Regions from separate parts of the Homo sapiens genome. Here all the other regions are linked to region 1. Evidence: chromatin contacts called from ENCODE Hi-C or POLR2A ChIA-PET data. All regions are on one chromosome and are shown on one strand. Each heading gives the region's core, a stretch centred on a gene start or an enhancer-like site at or near the end of the contact. The rest is flanking DNA. Distances are from core to core; before and after follow the strand shown. Region 1 holds the start of PKNOX1 (PBX/knotted 1 homeobox 1). Region 2 holds the start of PCNT (pericentrin). Region 3 holds the start of LSS (lanosterol synthase).

Region 1 (2,710 bases), core at 90-2,589:
CCAGGAAAAATCATGAAAGTAGACCTAACTAAAGCTGGGGGTTTCTTTCATCCTGAAGAGGAACCACTTCCTAAGGAAAAATCATCTACTGTTTTAAAAAGCAAACTCTCGTAGAGTTGGAAGAGAACCCCACACACAGGTGGAACACCCCCCAGGGCTGCGGCCCCGCCGTGGCGCTCAGCCTGGCCTGCCCTGGGCCCGACCTCAGGACGCCGCCATTCCCGGACCCTCGGGCCTCCCGTCAGGAATCCGCCATCGGAACGGAGGCCCTAACTGGTCCCGTCGCAGAGCCACTGTCCAAATAAGGCATTTCGAGAGCCACGAGGATGACATAAAGCAGACTCCGCGTTTCTTCATTTTTCGTTAAGTGACACGATTTCCCTCACAAGGAAGGTGCAAACCCACAGGGCGCCCAGACCCTGCCCGGCACTTCCTGTCATCCATTACCACGACCCGTGTGACAGAAGCGGCTCTTCCCACCAATTCCCGGGACGCCGGAACCGCTTCCCCAGCACCCGGCCCCAAACACTGCCGTCAGCGAGCGGCCCTGGGCTGCTCCCGCGCCGGCGCCCGGCTGAGGGCCACGAGCCCCATCACGCCCACCGCCCCCAGGACCCCGACCCACCCGCTCGCCACGGCCGAGGCCGGGGCCGGGGTCGCGGCCGCCATCTTCCCGCCTGCGCCGCCGCGCGCCCCGCACCCTCCGAGCAGCCCCGCCGGCCCTGAGGACTCCGCGAGGCCGCGGACCCGACCGGCCCCACGCGCGCCGCCCGCCCCGGCCCCGCCCCGCCGCGCGCCCCCGACCCTCACGCCCGCCGCCCCGCCCGCGCCGGGCTCCGCGCGCCCCCGCCCCGCGCCGGGGCGCGCGCCGCACTCCGAAAGGGACGGTTAGGAGCGCGCGCTTCGATCAGGCCCAGCGCGGCGGCGGCGGCGCCTTCCAGAAATTTCCGCGTCCCTCAACCCACACTAAGAAACCAACTGGGCGCGCCCCCGCGCCGGTTGGGCTGAAGGCGCCCCCTCCCCCGCGGGTGCCCGCTCCCCTCCCCCACCCGCGCCCCCTCCCCGCCCCCTGCCCCGGGCGGCGGGTCAAATGCGGGCCCTCGAGGGCAGCGCCGGCCCTCCAGACCCGGGCGGCAGCGGCGGCGGCGGGCGGCGGCCGCGGGCCGGTGTGATTGATAGGGACGGCGGCGGCGAGAGCGGCGGCGGCGGCGGCGGAGCGGTTGAGTGACAGCTTACCTGGGTGCCAATCTTCATCACACTGACAAGCGGCTGCAGCAATCGGGACCCGCAGTGCCGCGCCCGCGTCCAACCGTCACGCCGACGCTGGGCCACGCGACACAGCCTCGCTCAATGGGAGGAGGGCGACGCCGACGCGCGCCGCATCAATATTCAGAGAGGGGGCGGGGCCTGCCGGAGACGGGCCCCGCCCCTCCCTGCGCGGCGGCGGGCGCGGGGCGGGGCCTGATCGCTGGGGGAGGAGAGCGAGGGCGGGAACCGGGCGGTGGCCGGCCCCGCCTCCAGCCCCGCCCGCACCCGGAGCTAGGCCGTGCCCCCAACCGGCCGCGCCCGAGCGCGAGGAGCTGTCTGCCCCGCCCCGAAGGCAGAGCCTCCCGCCTTATGACTATGCAGTAGGGGCGTGGCCTCAGCGCACGTCTTGCCCCCTCCGCGCCCTCGGTTGCCGCCCAGGAGAGGTGTGTGTAGCCGGGCGAAACCATTTGCCTCGAGCAGGCGGGGAGGGAGGGCTGTACCATCCGTAACCCCACCGCCGGGCGTCCCGTAGCCGAAGGCCTCCGTTCTGTGTGTGCCCGGTTTGAATGTAAGCCCGTGGGAGCCTCGCAGCCTTCCTCCCCAGGCTCTGGAGCCCGGGTGGGCCCGTCCTGGGCGGCACAGTGGATGCTCACGTGCCTCCCCCCCTGCGGCAGCGCGAGTGCTTAGCACCTGAGGCTTTACCCTGGGGGCTGTCTTCCCTCTGTGAGGACCCCAGCAAGGACTCATGATGTCCACAGGTGCTTAGGGGTGGCCTCTGGGCTACTTGGCCTCGCTTGACCACACCTTCCGGCCCAGGTGAGCCTTGCGGGTCTAGGTGACCAATGCGGCCTCCAGGTAAAGGGCACCTGCCTTAGGGGACGCCCACAAGTGTCTGCATTTCAAACTGCTTTGAAAGACCACCCTAACCGACCACTGCCACAATGTACCCACAAGTGCAGATGGTGGCTTTGGTCTCCAAGATGTAAGGAAAGGGCGACACATTCCCCACTGCGTAGGAAAGCACACGGTTTGCCTGACTGGCCTTCAATACTGCAGAAACATCCATTTATGCAGTGGCCCACCGAAGGCCATCAGTGCCTTGAGTCCATACACAGCGCGGGAAGGGCAGCTCTGTGGGCCCCCACTCCTCCCGGAAGGCAGACAGGCCCAGGACTGGAGCTGATTGCTAGAGGGAGCCTGGGGGTAGGTCTAGGCATGAACAGCTCGGAGGACATCCCTCCTGTGTCTTCAGAGCTCCACACCGCCAGGAGGTCTTGGCCAAGTGCTGTGCAGCTGCAGAGCCGCCTCTTTCAGAAAGATGGGAAGCAGCAGGGTGGGCAAGAGGGAGGCCCTGAGATACTTGCCCAAGGAGGGAAGTTCAAGGGGACAAAAAAAGCTCAGTATTCAAGACTGAGCATAATCTGCAGAGCCTAGTGCAAGATCCAGATGCAAGTGTCAATAG
Region 2 (2,710 bases), core at 89-2,588, 3.3 Mb before region 1:
TCATGTCCTCCTCCACCACACCTATCCATGTCGGGATATAGCACAGACCTGGTCTGCGGCCTGCGTCGCCCTACAGGCGGCGTCTTGTCCCTCCCTCCCCCCTCCACCCTCCTGGGAGCTCTGCTCCTGTTCGCAGCTCCCTGCAGGCTCCGGGCTCCCCTTCCCCTCCTGCCCGCCTCAGCCCTTCCCCGGCCTAGCCCCGCGTCCCCTGTCCGCCGTGCCCGGGAGCCCCGCTCTTCCCCAGCACCCCAGCCAGAACATCCTGGGGGGGAGCGGCGCGCACCTCGCAGAGGCCGGCCTGCTCCCGCGGTTCCGCCTCGCGCTTTCGGGACTCCCTTTCTCCTGCCCCCGAGTCATGGGCTCTGCGCGCTTTATTCCCACGAAACCTAGGACAGTGGCCATCAAACCGAGCGCTTTTTCACGGAGAAACCCGGGGCGGGAGAAAGACGGGAGCGCGTCCCTTGAAGGCGCCCGGCGCCAGCGCCGCGTGGGTTCCCGGCAGCGTACGCCAGGCCCGGACGGGCAGGACGCGAGCCCAAGGGCGCGGGAAGAAGACGGCGGCCGGGAGCGCCGCGGGGGCCTTTCACACAGTAAGGACTGCAACGCCGCGAGAAACGCGCGGGGAAAGCATCTCCGACGGACGAGGCGAAGGCGCACCCTGGGGAGGCGCTGCAGGCCACCCGCGCCACGCCCCCGGCCCCGGCCGCGCAGGAAACTGGCCCTAGACCAAGCAGCCACCCGAATACCGGCCGCCCGCCCCAGGCCACCCGGTCCCGGAGGACGCGGGAGCCACTGGAAGATCCAGCCTGGGGTCCAGCGCCTGCCGCGCCCCACCCCCTCCGTGCAGCCACGCCACGCCCCTGTAGCCCCGCCCTGCAGCCACACCCCGCCCCGGCGTGCACCGCGCCCAGCCCGCGCCCCACCCCCCCCGACGCAGGCGCAGCCCCGCCCCGGCCCGCCCGAGAGGCGCCGCGCGTCCCGGCCGCTGATTGGCTGTGGCCGCGGCGGGGGCGGGACCTGGCGGAGAGCGGCGGATTCAAGATGGCGGCGGCCAGGAGGCGGCTTCCAGCGGAGCCGGCGGGAAAAAGCGAGACCTCCGCGGCGGCTTCCGCCGGACCGCGTCCTCTCCTGGCAGGGGGCGGTGGCGGGCACCGGAGCCGCCCTTAGGACTTCACGCCAGAGCAGCTAGAGAAGAAGCCCCTAATGTTTACCTTCGTCCTCCCGGCCTCCACCTTTCTGCGCCGCTGCTCTTGCTCAACTTCCATCTCCCTCAGACTCCGCGCGGGCCGCCCGGCGGTGACGGGGCTGACACAGAGCAGCCTTCGCTCTATTTACACTCCCTCCCCCGCGCTTGGGCTCGCCCTCCCCCCGCGACAACTGTCACGCAGCCGCGGCCCCGCCCCCGACACGCGCCGCCAATCAGGGGGCTGCGTTTCCGGTCTCGCGCACGCGCGCTCTGGGCGGTGCAGCCTGGGCGGAGCCCCGCCCTTTACGCTCGCCGGCCACAGATTGGTGCGCTCACGTACCCGCCTCCTACGGCAGGACCAGTAAGCGGAAAGCGGAGGCCTGGCGCCCGCTGTGATTGGCCGATTTTAAAATCCCCTGCCAGGCTGGCCGAGCGGCAAAAAGTTCGCGCTGCTGGTCCCGCGCGGGCGGCCCCTGGGCTTTGTGTCCACCAGGACAGCGGGCCGGGCTCCCTGCAGGCGCGGGCGGCGCCGAACGGTGCTCAGCAACCACCCGGACAGGGCCAGGCCGTTTTCTCCCGCTCAGGCATTAGTCGTTGGCTGTGGGCCGCCGCGGGAAGTTGAGGCCTACCACGGAGGAGGCTGCTGAGGTGGATCTCAGGGGATCCGCAAGGGCTCCCTCACCCTTGCCGGGACCCTGGGAACCCGAAACAAAATCCTACGCCACCAGCCCGCCGAATGCGCCCCCTCGGCCGGGGGTCCTGGGTCTTCAGAGAAGAACTCGGCCGAATGCGGTCAGAAAGCCCGCGAACCGCCTGGACCTGCAGGCCCCGCCGCTTGGAGCTCCCGCCTTTCCCGACCGAGCCCGTGTCTGCTCGTGTGTCTCACTGATGTCTTAGGTCTCAAAAAAAAAAGAAAAGAAAAGGTTTTTAGTAGACAGAAGAGAAATGGGGCCGTGGGTTCGTGGTCCCAGGGGGAAACTGACGTCGCATGAGGTCGTCGTCCCTCAGCTTGAGCTCAGCGGAACATAAGCTTGCAGAGGTGGAAACCACGGAAGGTTTGGGTGTCTTGGAGCTCTCTGGACACCGAAGCCCGGACACAGTCCCGGGGTCCGCACCGCCTGTGACCTGTGGCGGGACCGCCGGGGTGGGCGTTTTCTCAGCTGGCGCGCGCGTAGGTGGAACTTGGGAAACTAACTGGAGCGAAGTGGCAAAAAACCAAGACAGGGCCGGTGACCTCGCGCAGGCCGTCCTTAACTGTGGAGTATTCCTTCAGCTAACCCCTTTATTTCATGTGTCCAAGTCTGGTTTCTGGGTTTCTTTGTAGTCCTCCGGGCCTGTTCGTGCGCCTTCACTTGCAAAAGGTTCGTCGTGGAGGGCCGTGTGCTTGTTTGCAGCAGTAACGATGCCCTTCCCGAGCGTGCTGGAGTGGCTCCTCGCTGACGCAAGCTCACCTTGCAGCCTCCTCAGCAACTGCAACTTAAACGCGCCCTCAGGAAGCCCTGGAATCTCGCTCAGAATTTTTTT
Region 3 (2,710 bases), core at 83-2,582, 3.3 Mb before region 1:
AAGGTGCCTGTGGGTATTCTTTTGTCCACTCTCTCTTCCAACTTTCTCCTCCGGCTTGCTGTGGCTCACCGCCCCTTCGAAGTTAGGCTGGGGGTAGGAATTGAGGAGTGGGTGCCGAAATGCTCACTAGGCTGGGGCAGTTGTAACTGGATGTCAGGGCTTCTGTGGGCCAGGTGAAGACATGCTGGGGTCTTCTGTGGGTCCTTGACCTGACTTACGGACCACTGGCTGCAGCCTCCAGACGTCAGCCATGTTTCCAACAGTCAGACGCCCCCTGCCCTGTTGCGCCCGGCTGTCCCTTCCAAGTTCGGTCACTCGCTCTGCCTCCATCTTCCTCTTCCCTCTGCTGCTAAGGCTTTTCACCTTTAATTTCTCCTGGGGCCACCCCCAACTCCAGCGACCCCGTGAGCAGCTGAGGCTCTACCGCGCTCGGTCCTGGCCAGCGACGCAGCCCTTCCCTGGCGGGGCTCCAGGGCTTCTGGCCCCTGTGGTCCGCCAGGTGTGGGGGCCCACGGCCTCACCGCGCCTACCCCACTCCCCCCGGCGAAGCTACGCGGCGCTCAGCTTCCCAGGGACGCCGGCGGCGCCCTCGGCTCCTCCGCTCCGCCCCGCCCTCCCCCTGGTCTCGCACTGGAGCCGACGGCCCGCGCCCACCTCACCTCAGGGCGGCCTCCCGCCCCCACCCCCGGCCCCGGCGTCCGGGCAAATCCTGCAGCGCGAGAGCAATTCCCTGCCACCCGACCTTCGCACTCGCTGTCGCTCGCTCGAGCCTCGCTCCCCACGTCCTTCCTTCCGACCCGCGGCTGGACCCTCCTCACAAATTTCTCAGAGAGGCTCACCTCAAAGCGCGGCGCACGAGGCCGGGCTCCCGGGACGCAAGCCTCTAGAGGGCGCGCGAGAGGCCCCGCCCCCGCCCTTCGGCCCCACCCACCAGCCCCGCCCCCACCCGCACCCACCAGGCCCCGCCCCCACCTCCCCACCCACCAGCCCCGCCCCCACCTCCCCACCCACCAGCCCCGCCCCTCATGCCCCGCCAATAAGGCCCCACCCGCCTCCCCCGTCCCGTCGCCTTCACCCACCATCCCCGCTCCCTCAGGCCCCGCCCCACGCCGCATGGGGCACCAAGCGCTCCACCACTGTGGTCGCCTGGCACACCCCGGGGTCACGCTCGCGGCGCTCTGATTGGTTGCGTGGGCGTCGGCCCACCTAAGCCTGAGCGCCTGCCGAGGCCTGCGCCTGCGTAGTGCGCGCGGGAGGGGCGGGAGGGGCGGGAGGGGCGGGAGGGGCGGGGCTGGGCGGCAGGTCCCGGGTGCGGACATCTGGCAGCTGGCAGTGGGCGGCGTAGAGCACTGCAGCAGCAATGACGGAGGGCACGTGAGTCCCCTCGCCCCGGGCTCCTGACGAATGCGGGGTGGTCCTAGGTGCTGAGGAGAGCGCGACTGGGGCAGTGGGCCGGCGGCCGGCGTTGGGGCGGGGCCTGGGTCGCTGATGGCCGGTGGTCCTCAGGTGTCTGCGGCGCCGAGGGGGCCCCTACAAGACCGAGCCCGCCACCGACCTCGGCCGCTGGCGACTCAACTGCGAGAGGGGCCGGCAGACGTGGACCTACCTGCAGGACGAGCGCGCCGGCCGCGAGCAGACCGGCCTGGAAGCCTACGCCCTGGGGCTGGACACCGTAAGTTGCTTCCGCGGAGCGTCAGCGAGCTCGGGACCCTGAGGGGTGAGCCGTGAGGAGCACGTTTTCTCTCAGAAAGGCGGGTGGGAGGACCCGGCCAGCGACGCCCATCCCCAAGGCGAGCGCCCACGGGAACTGCGTTCGCGGGCCCCTCCGCTTCAGCCCCTTCATCTCTAAACCACGCATAGGAGACTCCTAATGTTTTATTTTTTAGCACCTTATTTTGAGATAATTTTTGACTTATAGGAGAGTTGCAAAGATAGTTGTAACTTTGTTTTTATTCACAAAAAGTGTTTGGATCCACTGTCTTAGTTGTGTGCATTGTAAGAGATTTTGGTCGTCAGAGTCTGCAGTGTAAACAGGGTCTCCTGCCGAGCCCCGGCCACCGAGGGAAAGGCTGTGCCGCCCCTTGGGCCCTCTTTGAGAGGCCCGAGTCCCAGGCCCAGGTCGGCACCCGTGCCCCACCCTACAGTCTGGGTGCCTGGTTTATTCCAGACATCTTGGAGAAGTTGTGAAGAATACATGACTGGCAAATAAAGCAACGAAAATGTGCAGCTGTTCTTTTACTTTGCTGAGGTGTGATGCTCTCATCAAAGAGTTTCAGACTTTTGATGGAAACAGCTGAAACTTTTAAAGTAATTTACATTCACTGTTTTGACTTGGGCTGTATGTGAAGAGGGTTCCTCTGGCCGGGCAACAGTCCCGTCAGCTATCTCTTTTTTTTTTTTTCGATCTCTTTGCAGAAGAATTACTTTAAGGACTTGCCCAAAGCCCACACCGCCTTTGAGGGGGCTCTGAACGGGATGACATTTTACGTGGGGCTGCAGGCTGAGGATGGGCACTGGACGGGTGATTATGGTGGCCCACTTTTCCTCCTGCCAGGTAGGAGTATGCTGCCCCAGCCTGATGGTATGGCCACCCTGGATCACCCTTGGGATCCTGGCCCAGCCTGGTCTAGGGTTTTGATGAAGCAGGTGAAAATCCAGGGGCTCACAAGAAAAGGGCTGGCAAACTCTGCCCTATGTCAGAGTCGTCCTG

Evidence for each region. Hi-C counts contacts between places; a loop is a spot of excess contacts on that map. ChIA-PET counts read pairs that join two places held with the same protein, here RNA polymerase II (POLR2A). Pooled maps may share reads with other maps.
Region 2: a loop to region 1 is called in a pooled map, with 27 times the contacts of the local background. The contact joins the promoter of PCNT here to the promoter of PKNOX1 in region 1. A Hi-C loop is called at or near these places in 5 of 50 pooled maps. POLR2A ChIA-PET finds 5 or more read pairs at or near these places in 2 of 52 experiments (BJ and Caco-2).
Region 3: a loop to region 1 is called in a map of CD4-positive, alpha-beta memory T cell, with 15 times the contacts of the local background. The contact joins the promoter of LSS here to the promoter of PKNOX1 in region 1. A Hi-C loop is called at or near these places in 1 of 168 maps with a recorded cell type or tissue (CD4-positive, alpha-beta memory T cell), 1 of 37 single-sample maps with no recorded cell type and 7 of 50 pooled maps.

What each region holds. Positions count from the first base shown.
Region 1 is chr21:42,973,191-42,975,900 of GRCh38, reverse strand. It overlaps PKNOX1 (PBX/knotted 1 homeobox 1), which reads right to left and starts at 1,339. Exons shown (of 11, transcript NM_004571.5): 1 at 1,237-1,339. RefSeq lists an enhancer at 1-540 and silencers at 502-701, 842-1,161, 1,292-1,681, 1,992-2,151.
Region 2 is chr21:46,322,784-46,325,493 of GRCh38, reverse strand. It overlaps PCNT (pericentrin), which reads right to left and starts at 1,338. Exons shown (of 47, transcript NM_006031.6): 1 at 1,212-1,338. The coding sequence starts at 1,265. C21orf58 (chromosome 21 open reading frame 58) reads left to right here and starts at 1,624. Exons shown (of 8, transcript NM_058180.5): 1 at 1,624-2,710. RefSeq lists silencers at 546-1,005, 1,276-1,605 and an enhancer at 1,956-2,095.
Region 3 is chr21:46,227,396-46,230,105 of GRCh38, reverse strand. It overlaps LSS (lanosterol synthase), which reads left to right and starts at 1,332. Exons shown (of 22, transcript NM_002340.6): 1 at 1,332-1,374; 2 at 1,507-1,672; 3 at 2,416-2,554. The coding sequence starts at 1,361. MCM3AP-AS1 (MCM3AP antisense RNA 1) reads right to left here and starts at 875. Exons shown (of 4, transcript NR_110565.1): 1 at 840-875. RefSeq lists silencers at 528-967, 1,028-1,287, 1,298-1,467, 1,528-1,577 and enhancers at 997-1,291, 2,008-2,077.